Linked DNA regions of Mus musculus: region 1 is linked to region 2. A link is a loop called in an ENCODE intact Hi-C map of the cell type or tissue named here. Cell type or tissue: left cerebral cortex. All regions are shown on one strand.

Evidence for each region. Peaks named below come from ENCODE experiments on the same cell type or tissue, not always from the same donor. Only the 100,000 strongest peaks of a DNase experiment are listed, where the experiment ranks them.
Region 1: a loop joins it to region 2, with 2.3 times the contacts of the local background. A loop is called at or near these places in 2 of 42 quality-filtered maps.

The regions. Positions count from the first base shown.
Region 1 is chr9:113,019,012-113,027,011 of GRCm38, reverse strand. No RefSeq gene overlaps it. Among named protein-coding and RNA genes, the nearest start is that of Gm36251, 100 kb to the left of the region's middle. In left cerebral cortex, CTCF peaks have their summits at 3,907 (motif pointing right) and 7,716 (motif pointing right); DNase peaks (open chromatin) are centred at 709, 6,736, 7,284, 7,833 and 1 more place; H3K27ac peaks cover 3,541 bases.
Region 2 is chr9:113,174,020-113,182,019 of GRCm38, reverse strand. Gm4657 (a long non-coding RNA gene) reads left to right here. Exons shown (of 3, transcript XR_871299.1): 3 at 6,769-7,928. Among named protein-coding and RNA genes, the nearest start is that of Gm4657, 22 kb to the left of the region's middle. In left cerebral cortex, a CTCF peak has its summit at 4,816; DNase peaks (open chromatin) are centred at 658, 2,071, 4,461 and 4,748; H3K27ac peaks cover 7,026 bases.

The DNA.
Region 1 (8,000 bases), 160 kb after region 2:
TCACGTGCAGACAGCACAGGCTCATAGCAGATGTCCTGCTCCTCTGGCTCCTATAGTCTTTCCGCCCCTTTATGAGAATAAATGCATTCTCTAAGTATCTCTGCTCCAAATTGAGAACTGGTTCCATTTTAACTGCTGCCGAGGAAACCCTCATTGCTCTCATTTCCTCTATTTTGGACTTGGGAAGGCTTTGTCAATATTTTGGTAATGTTCATTTTTGTTCTTTGCCACCTAATAGGGGAAGTTGACAATGGTGACCGTGAACTAAGACCCAGTTTTCTTTCCTGATATATGTGTCCCTTCATCTCCCCCCTACTGCTTTCTTTAACATATTTTGCTTCTCCCCATGTCTTTACCCAGGGTGTAAACACCAGAATAGAATGCACCATAAGGACGTTTTAAATGAAGACTTAGCAGCTGCTGGGGTTTTAGATGCAGTCATGGCTGAAGGTTCATTGAAACATCAAACATTTCTACTATTTTCTTCTTCTGAAGGGCTTACTTCCCCCCACCCTTTAAAATTAAAAATATTGTTTTAATTTGACCATGTTTTTCTCCTTTCCCAACTTCCTATCTCTCTACCCACTCGAGTTTATGTACTTAATCCCTCTGTCTTAAATACACACACACACACACACACACACACACACACACACACACACATACACACAACTCATAAAAACTTGAAGTTTATTTTGTGTTGACCAAGGATGCCTGGGCACAGTGCCCATTTCCAGAGTGTTGGTCACCCAGTAACACTCCATTGTAGAAAACAGAATCTTAGCTTGTTCCTGTTTTTTTCTTTTCCCCAGTTTTTGAAAATTTAAATGTATTAGAGTTTTGTTACTTGCCCAGAGATGTAGGGAGAGTGTGCTGTTGGAGGAGGTATCTCAGGTGCCCTGCTGTGTCTTGTCCACCTCAGACTTTTGTCCTCCTCCTTGCTGCTCTCTTCAGTTACACCAAGGGATGGAAACAAATGCATCGGAGGAAACTAAGCAGGATGCAATGCCTAGAAATCCCTATGTTTCCTCTGCTTCCCCTCTGCCCATCTCCAGTCCTTCTATCTTCATCGGTTTCCTACTAGCTGTAAGCAAATCTTAGACAGTGTTGCAGTGGGTTAGGGTTGTCTTAAAAAGGATGAACTGTCAGTTAAAATGAGCTTGAGTTTTAAAACTCCATGGTTGAAGTAGGATTAAAAACAACTTGTTTAATAAATGTCTAAGTGATTTAAGCTAGATCTGGCATCTGCATACATCTGGGACATAAAGCCACAGTCAAGACAGTGGATCTAAACACTCCTGCAAATGAGTCTTCAAGTCCCTGGAGAATACCCCTTAATACTATTATCCCATAATTCAGCTTTCTGTTACTGTGATTTTAGATTTTCTAAAATAATAGATAAATAAATGAAGTTTTTATATGAATGTCATGAAACAATATGAACTCCGTTAGTGAAGGATAAAGAGAAAAGTGATTTACTGAGAAGGGGCCAATCCATCGGAAGCACATAGCCATCCCAAGCATATACATGTTCAACAATGGCTCCAATAACATCAATTAGAGATGGACACCCAAGAAGACAAAGAGAATCTCCCCACAGTGCTAGCTGGAGCCCCTGGAAATCTTCCAGTAATTAATAGAAGAACTGGACAAAGAAATCCCAGGACTATCAATAACTGCCAAACACCCTACAACAACTTTACCAAATTGAAATTTGCTGAGTATTTCACACCACAAAAGCAAGATGTGCATTCTTCAATGTGTGAACAGAAAATCTCCTAGATAGAAAATGTATAGGCACTAACCAGACAATTGAGGGGTTTTTTGGTCTGCATTTCTCTTATCTTTAATGATTTCACTATGATTCTGTATTCAGTGGCCTAAACATGCATTAATTCTTTGAAAGACACAAACTACTGAAACACATCAAATAAACAGATAACCTGAATATATCATAGAGTTTAAAGTTATTTTTAGTAAGTATACATAATGGCAGGCTTCCTTATGGCACGCACATGCCTGTGCATTATGACTCTTTGTGCTTTTCCCTCTCTATCCTGTTGGTATCCTGCTCACCCTGACATATCCTGTCCTCTCAGTCTGTTTGAATCTAGATACCTTATAGAAGAGAAAGCATTTGATATTTTTCTTTTCTTCCTCCATTGTCCCAGCTTGTTTCCTGTTCTTTTTCCCTTTAAACCTCCTTCCTTCATGTCTGCTTGTCTGTCTGTGAAAATCTAGATTCCACATATGAGAGGAAACATGTATCAGTTTTCCTTACAGTGGTTTGTAATTTTTAACTGGGTGATCCCTACATTCACTCTTTCTCTAGGTCAACATAGCTTTGTTCTTCCTCATGGTTGGAGGATATTCCATTGTGAATGCATGATATAGTTCCTTTATCCATTCATCACTTCATGGACTGCTAGGCTGTAAAATATCAAGTTTAGATATTGAAGGACATAGATATGACTCACCAAACTTGTATAAATAATATATATTGAATTATATCTAGCATTTTAGACAATAACTTAGTCAAAATGGATCATTGACTAAATGTATACCCTAATAGTATAGAACTTTTAGGGAAAAAAGTAATATTTGGATACACAAAAGTTTCTAGTCCTAGCATCAAGAAATGCAATATTTGATCTGTGAAATCCATGATATGGGTTGGTAATAGAGTAGAAATGAAAAGTATGGGAGGGAAAAGAATGCTTGAGTCTGCTGTCTAATGTAGGACATACAGCATAGCAAACCCCTATACTCTATACTAAAGTACAAAACTGAGGGGAAATGTCAGCAAACTTTCTCACTGACACAGTAGCAAAGAGAAAAGAAACATAAAAAATACCCATGGCAGGAAACCCTATCTCCAGTCAGTTAAAGTCCTAAGAGTTTCTGGAAGTTAAAGATCTAATGAAAGAGCATGCACACGTATTCAAAAGGAAAAGCAAACAAAAACAAACAAACAAATAAACAAAAAACAGAAATAGCAAAAGCCATGAAATAAACCCAAAGCAACAACCTTGTGTTCAAGATAGAGAGTGCCTGGACATGCCAGACATTTCTGATGGGAATGCAAACTGGGACAGCCACAATGAAAATTTAGTTCATAATTTTATAAAGAAATAAATATAGTCACTGCACAGCACATTTTATTTCTTTGGCATATAGGAATAAAACTTGCATTTGTGCAAAAATGTCATGAATTTTTCACTGGATAAATGAATACCTATAACAGTATGCTTGGTAACCTTACAAACTGAAGGTAACTCATTTCCTTGGTGGATGGATAACCAAACAACCTACTGCAAATCTATCCAACAGAATATTATATAACAATTTTAAACAGTATTCTTTTAAATTTAAATTTAAACAGCATACATGAACCCTATGCACATTATAGTAAACTAAAAATTTGTGCTCAGAAAGTTATGTGTTATATTATTTATTAAACAATAAATGGAAAAGACAAAGCCATCACAGAAAAATAGGACAGTGGTTTAGTTGGCAGGGACTAGGGTGCAGAGAGGTTATGGCTTCAAGTGGACATTTAGGGGAAATTTTTATTTTACTATGAGCTTTAAAATACTCTATCCTGATGGCTGAAATGATTATGCAACTCTATATGTTCGATGGAATGTATTGTTTTAAAAATGACAATGTAGCAATGTGAGAAAAGGGGTTCCAGCAAGAGAGGAAGTAGAAGCAGGAAGAAAGGAAGGAGATGATAACACAAATGTGTAAAATTCATTATGTAAATGAACAAAATCAAAATAATAAAACAAGAACTAAGACATGCTTATAGACGTAAAAAACAAATATTGCAGCAGATTTCTTTTAAAATTTATTATCTGTAATTGTGTTGATGTGAATATGTGCACATGAGTGCACTGCTCACAGAGGCCCGTAGAGGGCATCAGTTTCCCTGGAGCTGTAGTTACATGTGATGTGAACTGCATGTGTACTGTTAACAGAACCCTGGTTCTCTGTAAGAATCGCAAACATGCTTATTGTTAAGCCATCTCTACAAACTCTAGATGTCTTGAAAGAGGACCTTTGCTTTTGTCTTTTTAAATTAATATTATTATTATTATTTTTATTTTTGGTAAAGGCAAACTCTCACTTTGTGAAACCTTAAGACAGTTTCCACTACGAGAGCCAAGAAGAGCTAAGTATTACTTGTGAGTGCTATGAGAGTCTGTAATTTTTCTGGTCACCCACCGATCCATCAATGTGATAATCTGAAAAAATAAATGCATCTGTGCCAGAGAAGAGTTCATCTCCCAAGAAAAAACACTAATCACAATCACCCCTTTCAGGCTGTGAGCTTAGGATAGCAAGAGATTGATAGTTTGATCAGAGAGGCCAATTTTGCTCAAATAGCCAGACTCTGGGATGCCCATGGCAACGTAATTATCAGAACATCCATGAAATAATGGGAGAAGCTGGGTATGTAGGAGCTGCAGGCAAGAGAGCAGAGTTCATCAGACCTTGCTTTGCAGTTCTGATAAGCCCATAACTGGCTTTGAGCTTGTGGCACGTGTGTGTGTGTGTGTGTGTGTGTGTGTGTGTGTGTGTGTTGCTTTCAGCTGGCTCAGTCCTAAAGCTAATATGCATATTATTGCTCTGCTGGATTTCAGGCCCTTTCTCATTAAAGGCATTCGTAGTAATTAAAAATTGTTCATCAAATATCATGTCCAGTTGCCATGGAATCTTTCCCAGCCTCTATAATTGCAACCAGAGAGCCCAGAACCATCATTTAGATTAACTGGATTGATTCAGAATGGTAGAGTTGATGGGGAAGTCAGGTCTATCGAGATGAATACTAAGCTGAGCTGGCATTCTTCTCCTCTTGACTTTGCCCACAAAAGGTAGTGACTGTGAGCACAAGTGCTAAATTCTCTTTGCAAGCTGGCCAGTGCTGAGCTCTGCCTGTGCATGATGGTTTGTGCCTGCTGTGAGCAGTCCTGCCAAGAAAGAGAGCCAGATACATTCAGTCTTGATGCTAGCAAGGTGCCCTCGAGATGCCGGCTGTGAAGTGTGGCAGAGTCACTAGGTATGGACCAGCTCAGAGATGCTCTCTTTCCTGAAGTTCTAGACTGTTCTCTTTGGCTGCCTTCTGGTTGTCATGCATTTTATGACTGGAGTTCTTTCCTACCTCAAACCCTTCTGTCTTACACTGAAATCTATACATCAGTCTGACATGATGTAAAAACTGGTTTTATGCTTTTAATCTAGAGAAAGACTACTTCTGTACTTTGACTTTGTGTAGTTCAGGACAGATGGCTGGTCTGGTTTATGTTGGCTTTGCTCACGTAGGCCTGGGTAAGATGTTTCACTGCACATAGGATCCTATTTAAGGCAACTTGAATAGGTCCTGCATGTGGTTCACAAGATGAACACAGGGGAAGACAGAGGTATGAGAACTGGCACTGAGTTGGATATTTGTCCCCTCTGCCATTTCACTGACTTTCAAGTTGCTATAAAAATGGCACAGTGAAGAGCTTTAGATGCCTACAGTAGAAGGATCTGCCTTCTTTTAAAAGGATGATTTTTATTTGTGTGTGTGCATGCGTGTGAAAGATTTCCCTTTCTATATCAAGTTTTGTTGAAAATGACCCAATGAAAAGATTAAATATATGAATGAAATGAAAATATCAGTCATTAAAAGTCAACAAAATGATATTAAATGATAATATAATACCTTGTGCAAACTCATCATGCATACTTGCATGTGAATTCTAAAGAAATGTGGCAACTGTAGAATACATAAAATAGAAACAATGGTAAGAAGATTAGCAGGTTGCTATGCAATGCCTTTTGCTGTCTAGAGCTTAGGAAAATGTGGGTTCACATGTTTTCCTTTTGTTGGTACATAGCATGGTAGAGAGACTTCCAGAAATAGTTTGGCTACATATCAAGTTGCCTCATTACAGCAATTTCGCCAAAGAGTATGAAGGAAGAGCCACTTAAGTTTATGAGCCACATGACTATTACTAGTGGGTGTATGATAAAGTAGTAGTATCAAATAAACAGGAATAAATAAGAAACTAAAATAAATTAGTATGTTTTATGATGAGCTAGATTTCAGAGACTTAATTAAAATAGTCTCCCTTATAGCAACTATTTAAGACATTAGTATGTGCTTAGATATATGTTCAGTGTTATGGTTTGTATAGCCCAGGGAGTGTCACTATTAGAAAGTGTTGGAGTAGGTGTGTCACTGTGGATGTGGGCTTTAAGACCCTCATTCTAGCTGACTGGAAGCCAGTATCCTGCCATCAGCCTTCACATGAAGATGTAGACTTCTCAGATCCTCCTGCACCATGATGCCTGGATGCTGCCATGTTCTTGCCTTGATGATAATGGAGTGAACCTCTGACCCTGTAAGCCAGCCCCAATTAAATGTTGTCCTTATGAGAGCTGCCTTGGTCATAGTGTCTGTTCACAACAGTAAAACTTTAAGACATTCACCAATAAAGAAATGAACATAAAATATTCCATAATCAGAAATTTTTTTTATGTGTTCGTGTTTGTGGTGTGCATGCATGTATGTGCACATTCACTAGTGTGTATTTGGGTCTGTATGCATATGTGTGCACTTGTGTGTGGAATACAGAAATTGAAATGTAGTTTCTTCTTCTATTTCTTTCTACATAGCTTAGTGAGGCAACGTTTCTCAGCTAGCCCAGAGCTCACCACTTCTGGCTAGTCTAACTAGACAGCTTGCCTTGGGGATCTCCTGTTTCTACTTCTGGAGCGAACACGCAAAGCCTCGGTGCCTGCTCAGCCTTTATGTTGGTTCTGGTCACCTGAATTCCACTTCTCTTCTTGCAAAGCAAGTGTGCTAACCACTGGGCAACTCTTGTTGCCCACAGCTGGGTAAAATTATGTACATAGGTTACGAAAGGAAATACCTTTAATCAGTGGGAGGAGAGAAATTTTATTTTTCTCCCTTTGATTGTTTTTGGAATGTTTTCCATCGAACATCTTTTACTTAGTAGGAAAATTCACTGAACCAAACAGCCTGGAGTCTTCAGTGTCCCTGTGACCAGGGTCATCTGATGCTTTTCTTTTTTAGTGCCGGCTTCCTGCAGGAAACACAGGGACTGTTTTAGATGGACAGCTTTATTCTCCTCTGAAGGGTCCCTGGTGGTATCTGTTCTCACAGAGAGAAAGTTTAAAGGTTTATTTCAGAAAAGACTCTTGTCATCTATCCAGTTGGGCACTTAAATTGATTCTTGGCTTTATTTCCAGGACGGAGCAGACATTTTCCTCCGAGATTTCCTCCGTTTATGCTCAGAAGCTGCTGGTATGAGCAGATGGTCCCAGGGATGCAGGCAGTAATTTGCTGCCCTAAACTGATCCTCACGGAGTGGCGCCCACTGTTGCATTCACTGCCTGTTTTTCAAGCTGACCATGATCCCTCCCACACATCCATGACCCCCCCCCCCCGGCCCAACCCTGGTCTTCCCTAAACATTTCCTGTACTTTAAATTATATGGGCCTAAGACAGAATATCTGTGCATATCTCATAGAGATAATGTTCAGCTTTTACTAAAAGGAACAAACATTTCAAAGTCAGAAAATTCTATTCTTGTATTCTTTCTTTCTGTTGGTTGGCTTATTTTACATTTGTTTATTGCGTGTGTATGAATGTTTTTCCTGCATGTATGTTTGTGAACTCTGTGTGTGGGGGCCAGAAGAGGGCGTCAGATATCCTGGAACTGGAATTGTGGACAGTTGTGAGTTGCCGTCTGGGTGCTGGGAAGAGAACTTCTGCAAGAGCAATATGCACTTTTGACTGCTGACCCTGCCCCCCTTAGCCCTCAGTGGTGTTTTAAATTAATTTTTGGTATACACGGTTTTTCTTTGGTTCATGTGGTTCTCACTGATCTGTCTCATACTTTCCCCATTCCTCTTTCTGTTGTCACCATGAGTCAGTTCTCTGAGACCTTAGTCTGTTGCATTTCCGGACTAAAAGTTCTGCTTGT
Region 2 (8,000 bases):
GAGAAAGTAGCCAAGGAGCTAAAGGGATCTGCAACCCTATAGGTGGAACAACATTATGAGCTAACCAGTACCCCGGAGCTCTTGACTCTAGCTGCATATATATCAAAAGATGGCCTAGTCGGCCATCACTGGAAAGAGAGGCCCATTGGACTTGCAAACTTTATATGCCCCAGTACAGGGGAATACCAGGGCCAAAAAGGGGGAGTGGGTGGGCAGGGGAGTGGGGGTGGGTGGATATGGGGGACTTTTGGTATAGCATTGGAAATGTAAATGAGTTAAATACCTAATAAAAAATGGAAAAAAAAAAAAAAAAGAAAAAGAAATGCCTACAAATGCACATGGTGAAGAGAGGAAAGGCAAGGCCAGGATGGGATCTCATGGCTGAGGGCACCATGACAATGTGTTGAGGCTTCAAATGCTTCTAGAAGTCTGAGATCAGTGACAGTCCAGACCATCTATGGGATTGAGGAAGTAGCAGTTGGTGGTGGCAGTGGTATTTACCGGGAGACTTAAGACCCCGAACACTCCTTGAGAATTGTGAAGCATCATGGCAGAGAAGCATGGGCTTCCAGTACAGGAGGTAGGGAGTGTTTGCTTTGTGCTGATGAAAGCAGGATGTGGGGACAGACGTTCGCCACTGCGTATTCACAGCTTCTCAGTTGCCTCCGACAGATAACAGAACATCAGCATTTTAAATAGACACCCCTGTGCTCATGATGAATTTATTTTTAACACTCTTATATCCTCATCTCAAAATTAGCCTCCAGTGAGCTCGGAGAGATTGCCTGAAATTTGTCAGGAGCATAAATAAAATCAGGAAAAACGAAAGGCAGTGAAAGAGGGGCTCAAAGTTACAGGTCATTGCTAGGTGAGAGGAAAGAGTCACGGCGACTGGATGGCAATGCCAGGTCAGAAAACGGATTCACCGTGGCAAGAGGCTTTAATCTCAGAGTCTGTTTTGGGTAGTGTCAACTGTGGCACAGCTTCTTGCAGAACAAAATAGATTTTACAACTAATAGTTTCATCCTGTTTTTTTTAAAAAAAAAAGGAAAGGAAACTAATAAAATAAGAGAAGAAGTGTGGTTGCTGGGGAAACCAAAGCTAGAGGCAGTGTGTTTAATAAATCAGCATAGTTGGGAGCATGGCATACTGCAGGTGACCCTGGCGGTGTGTGGGGAGGAGTGGACTCTGAATCCAGGTCACTGGTGACATCTCCTAAGGCATTAACAGAGTTCTGCAGATATACAGACAGGAGTCTCTCATCACCATGGGAACAGTGGTAGGTCATCAGAAGTAAAGTTTGGGGCTCTACCATTTTATGTACAGTGTTGTCTCCCTTGCTCAGCTCGCCCTGCTCCAGAGAGCCACATAGCTCCTGCCCATGTTCTTAGTCCTTCATCTCTGAATCCTCCCAATGAAACCTTCTCCAAGGAGCCTATTTAGCATCCTACACATAGATGCTCTCCAGATCTCTCTGCCCTGCCCTTTCCTATCTCTTCCCCATAGCACTTATTAGAGTATAATGTTTTATTAAATCGTAGTTGCTCATAACAGCTATTTTGCTTACTTTAAATAATAATTTTAAGTTTTGAACTTATGTGTAGTGTGTCTGTGTGTGATGGTATCGTTAAAGGCCAGGAGAAGAGAATCAGATCGCTGAGCTGCCTGCCACGGGTGCTGGGAATAAAACCTGGTCCTCTTCAAAAGCAATGTTCACTTCTAACCACTTCTCCATCTCTCCAAACCGGATTTTGGCTGCTTTGATCACTGCCGTGTTCCAATACATAGCATGCTTGGCACAGAGTCATTCTGTAAGCATTCTCTGGGTGGCTGGAGGACTCAATTTTGGGTCCGTGATAGCTTTCTGGGTCTGGAGAAATGAACCCTTCCTTTCAAGCCACTGCATAGTGCTCTCTGCCCCCCAGATTCTTCACACAAAGCCTGCTCAGTGCCATTCAAAGTTGACCTCATTATCCTTAGTCCTTAGCCTGCTCTTAGGGCTTCCTGGATCTCTACTCTGAGCCCTCTCTCTGCCATGACACAACTTTGTCCTTCCAACTGTCTGGCAGGCTAAAGGCTGGAGTATTCCTGAAATCTGTGGGTATTTGGAACACCAGAGCCTCAGAAGAGCCTGCAGAAAAACCTGGATTGCATTTCTCCAGAACTTGGAAAGTGTGGTCCCAGCTAGCCTGATGGATTCCTTCCCTCTGCATAATGAAGAATTAAGAGACAAGAGAGTAGCTCAGGCCAAGGTCAAAGTGAAGTTTATTGTCATGCTTTATCTAAGTAGAGGAGGGGCCCCAGAACCAAGAGTCTACCAACTCTAAGGGACTCTGCTTACTTATTTGAGTTTGTGTATCCCCCTGTTCTCCTTTTGGACTGAAGGTACTCATATGTGCCTTATGGTGAGGGGACTGGGTTCCCGCATCTGTCTAGGAATACAGAAATAGCTGCAATAGACCAATGCCCCTTCCTTGGTGCATGTGTTCAAAAACATTCACTGGTTGGCTGGGGTTAATGATAGTCCAACCCTTTAATATCCTCATTGGTGTAACAGAGAAAGAGAACTTACTACAGGTGGAAACAAATTTTCTACTCATTTGGGGAAATGAAACTTACTGTAGGGCTCAAAGAAACCTGTGTAGGGGGGCATGTAATCTGTACAGAGATCTGGGCTTGCAGAGATCAAGTGGGGGACTGTGGATTTATGTAGTGCTTGTATATATTGTCACATATATGGGTTGGATGTGGATCTGTCTACTCTTGTGATTCTACTGTGGATCTCACTAGGCAATCACAAATATTAAATGTTCTCCTTGGGTTGCTCCGTGAATGAGTGCTAAGGTTGGGATTTGGATATGAGTGTGTTCATGTTTCCAGTTCTGCTCCATTAAATCAATTCCTTCTGTTCTGTGAATTGTGGGTAAAACCACACACTGATATACAGCCTGTGACAAGGGCGTGCAGCCCTGCCGTTCTTTTTCTGCAGTTAGTTACCTGTGCAAGATGTCCTCACTCAATGGTTATAGCAGATGTGTTTCTCCTTCTGGGCTTTGTTTGTTTGTTTGTTTCCATTTCTTTGTTTGCAGCATCGACCATTAATTTTTCTTTTCTATGACTTCCGAACATTCCAGTTTTATGAATGTTTCACATAAAGAAAAGAAAAGAAAAGAAAAGAAAAGAAAAGAAAAGAAGCCGGGCGTGGTGGCGCATGCCTTTAATCCCAGCACTCAGGAGGCAGAGGCAGTCGGATTTCTGAGTTCGAGGCCAGCCTGGTCTACAAAGTGAGTTCCAGGACAGCCAGGGCTACACAGAGAAACCCTGTCTCGAAAAACCAAAAAAAAAAAAAAAGAAGAAGAAGAAGAAGAAGAAGAAAGAAAGAAAATAGAAGGAAGTAAAGGAAGAAAGACAAGACAAGGAAGAAATGAAGAAAGAAAGAAAGAGAGAGGAAGGAAGGAAGGAAGCAAGGAAGGAAGGAAAAAGCAAAAGAAAGAGGTACTTCCTGTGAAGACGCGCACCCTGGAAAAGGCTCGCGTAGCCCAGGCTGTCCTTGAGCTTACTATGTAGCTGGGGATGACCTTAAACTCTTTTAAATTTCCTAATGTATATGCATGTTTTATCTGCATGTGTGTCTATGTGCACACTTGATAACCATGGAAGACAAAAGAGAGCCTTGGATCCCCTGGGAGTGGAGCTGCAGGTGGTTGTGAGCTACCCTATGGGTGGGAAACAAGGCTAGGTTCTCTGGAAGAACAGCCAGTATTCTTAATGTCTAAGCCATGTCTCCAGCCTGACCTTTCGATTGCTGCCTCCTCCACTCAAGGACTGGGATCACAGGCACGCACCTCCACAACAGACTATATTTTGTCAGTTCTTGAAATCTGAGTTGTGCACACTCCCTTCCACAACAAAGACAGCTCTGAGGCAAGCTTTGCAAACCCTTTCCGGTCCCAAGGTCTCCCTGCTTGTAGAGAATCTGAGCACAGTTTAGGTGGGCACAGCTGCGAGGCATTGTGGGAAGAGATGCAGAGTAGGGTCTGAGACTCCAGGAATAAAGTTTTTATTGTTACCCCAGCTTTGCAAAGAGTTGCTCAAAAATTAGGCTTCTGTCATTCTTTTACACGAGGCCCTCTGAAAAGCAACATGTCTGCAGGCACGCCGTGACTGGGAAGTCTAGGGGCCTGGAGGCTCAGGGGTTGACGGTGCCAATTAACAGAAAGAGTGCAGGCTTGTAAAAGGGCTGCCAGGGACTGGCAGGTCTTCTCTGCTTCATTAGGGTAACTTTGAAAAGGTTGTAGGCAAATGGCACCTTTCACTTTTAAAATCCAACTGGTGGCTTCCTAACCATTTTAAAAGCTTGATTTTTGAGCTGTCCACTGTAGCAAGGACATGGCCAAAGCTAGCATTACTCAGAACCCCGTGGCACGAGGAGTCTATATCTTTCAACGCCTCCGTCTTGCTCGCCATACTTTTGTTAGCTTCCTCCTCCTTGACACTTCCCTTAACCCACCCCCACCGCCCTCCTCCCAGTGAAAGCCCACGCCATATCCCAAGTCTGTTGCGGAGAACAGACTGGAAGACATCTGCCTCTTGCCTTTTTTTCTTTTCTTTTTTTTTTTTTTTTAATTCCTCTAATTGATGGAGCCAAGACTCCACACCACAGCTCTGCTCCCTGAACAAACCAAATGGTGGCTGTTGGCAGCATATTGACAGCTTGCTAATGAAGGGATCCTTGACAGCGTGACAACCTGCCTGGGCTGCCTCAGGAAGCCAAGTCCGCCCCCATACCAGCCCCGAGTAATTAACAGGTGGGGGAAAATAGCAAGAAGCTGCCACTGGGGAGAAGAGAAATATACTCAACCAAATGAATTATGTAGATTTTAAAAAAGATTTTGATTCTGTACTATCTTTCTTATTTCTTGCTAGCAAGCTCCCCTGGAAAGAGTGTTGACTTGGGGGCCAGATGAGCGTGGGTTTGCGGCTCAGTCTGGTGGCCTCCCCTTTCCCTGGCTTTCGAAGCCTTTGCTTCCTGGTCCTTTAGTTTGTGAGACCTGACTGGGTACAATTTGTAAAAACACACTCATAGATGACACTTATCTGTCATAAATTGTTATAAAAAATTCTCTTTTTTTGAGGATTGATTGGCTCAAGTGTTCTTACATATCTATTTCTACCAGTGTTTGATTTAACAAACAATCAGACAAACAAAAATCATGAAGTTTGGTTTTTGTTTTCTGGAGAGCATTAATCGTATGTTTGCGAGTTTGTGTGTGTGTGTGTGTGTGTGTGTGTATACATGTGAGTTTGTATGTGGAAGTCAGGGGTCAATGGCAGGTGCTGTTTCTCTAGAGTTGTCTGTCTGGTTCTTTCTCTTGGACACAGGATCTCTTTGTGAACCTGTAGCTCACTGATTAGGGGAGAGCTGGTGGCAACAGAGTCCCAGAAATCCTCCTGTCTCTTCCTTGGCAGCACTGTGATTGCAAGAACACACCTGACATTTTTTATTATAATAATAATTAGATATTTTTATTTACATTTCAAATGTTATCCCTTTCCTAGTTTCCCCTCCGAAAATCCCCTATCCTCTCCCCCCTCCTCCTGCTCCCTAACCCACCCACTCCCACTTCTTGGTCCAGGCATTCCCCTATACTGGGGCATAGAACCTTCACAGGACCAAGGGCCTCTCCTCCCATTGATGAACAACTAGGTCATCCTCTGCTACATACGCAGCTAGAGCCATGAGTCTCTCCGTGTGTTTTCTTTGGTTGATGGTTTAGTCCCAGGGAGCTCTGGGGTTACTGATTAGTTCATATTGTTGTTCCTCCTAGGGGGCTGGAAGCACAGAGTACCCAATGAAGGAGCTAGAGAAAGCACACCTGACTTCTTATGTGTGTCGGAGATCCACACTTAGTCTTGATGCTTGTGCCGCAAGCGCTTTCCTGACTGAACCATTTCCTCAGCCCCATGGGCTTTGATCTTCGGCATGTTCATAGCATTTTAAATGATTGTATTTTCCTGGTGAACTAACCCCTGTATCATCAGAGGGTAGCTCCACCCTTCCAAATCTCTTGTCATTCTTTCTGTCCTACCTTATGTGTAGTTGGTTTATTTTATGTTTCTGTGTTTTGGGGTGAAAATTGTGTGCAGAGAACAGACAGGCTTAGGCTTGGCTCAGGCTGGCTCAGGTACCACACTCATCTCTTCAATAGCCTCTCTCCAACTCCACCAAGCCCCCAAATAGTCACTGTATCACTGTAAAGAACCCTTGGAGCCCAGCATATGATTCACCTGATTGGACCCCTCCCCCCCCCCCCCCCCAGCTCTGACAGACACCAGGAAAGCAACAGACGCAATGTCTCAAGACCTAAATTTGTAGCTCCTGGTGTTTCACCAAGGGCTGGCTTTAATTTAGGAGACATTCAAGATGATTTAAAGCAATTGCTTTCAAGCTTCCTTGAGGCTTAGATTCCCTTATGAGTTGATGAAAGCTCTGGACTCTCTTCGGGGGGGGGGGGGGAGCCACAAACATATACTTTTAAACAATCCTGGCCCATTCAGTGTATCTCTCAAAGCTGTGAGTGTGCCTCTGTTTAAACATCTATGTTATAAATGCCAGGGAGTGAAAGGAAGTCTTCACTTATGTATTCTTTCATTTATGTATGCATTTGTATCTTAGTTTGTTTAATTGTTATTTTAAACAGTAGCTCACTCTGTAGTCCTAGCTGAGACAGAACTCACTATGTGTATCTATCTCATCTTGAATTACAGGTGATCCTCTTACCCCAGCTTCTTTAGATAAGGATTATCGGCATGAATCACCATACCTGGTAGAGATTGAGACTTTAAATGATTTCAAACTGATTTGTCAGAAGACAGATTGTGAAATTCTGGCAGAAAATTGGCTGCACAGCAAGCTGGTAGGCAGCATTCTTTCATGGTCTCTGCTTCAGATCTTGCCTTTGGGTCCCTGCCTTGATTTCCTGTGATGATGGACTTACAAAGCATAATGTGAAGTGCTGTCCCTACCCTGCCCTTCCTTAGAGTTGGCTGATTGCTCTGGCCTATGGTGGAACCAGGTTTACCAGGAAGACCATGGCTGAGTGGACTCCCTTGTGCGCAGTGGGGGCCTGAGCTATTGACTAGGTAATAAGTACAATGGACCCACCAAGCCATAGCTGAAGCACTCAACTCCTGTGCTCAAAGGAGGCCTCCCAAAGCTCAGAGCGTGCTCCAGGCTTCCCTCAAGAGAAACCCAAGGAGAAAAGTTCACAGAACATGGGAGAAGACCATCAGAAGAAAGGATTAGGATGTCCCAGAGAGAGAACATTTACACCAAGAAGATCAGCTGAAAACATGCTTCAGCAGAGGTGTACTGAAAATTCTCAGAATAAAAGAAAGAGACAGAATCCATTTGAAAGTAGATGGTGCGATATGAAAGGCCAACCGGAAAACAATTACTTCTGGTAGAAAAAGAATCATTGCATCAGATGTGGGGGAGTAGTTACAGGCACACTGTACAACAGAAAAGACTAGAAAATGGAAAAAAAAACATTTGTGATGGTTAATCTCAGGTGTCTTGATCGCATCTAGAATAAACTAAAATCTAAGCTGCGGGGCAGACCTGAGAGGGGTTTTCTTATTCAGAGAATTTGTAGCAAGACCAATGCTAAGTCTGGACCACACCTTCTGGTGGCAGTCAAGATGAAAGGACACGGAAGAAGGAAATATCTTTGTCCCTGCTGACCCTCACTCTTACTGGAAAGTTCAACTAGCCCCGTGTTGCAGAATTTATTCATGGGTATTAGAACCGACTTCTTTGGGATGCTAATGTACCCTGAAGAACAGCAGCTCTCCAAGAACCCTCAGAACTCAGCACTAGACTGGGATTGAACACCTCTCAGATTCTTTTTAAAAAAATATTTATTTAACGTGCATTCACTTTTTTTTTTTTTTTGCCTGCACATATGTCTGTGTGAAGGTGTTGGATCCCTGAAACTCGA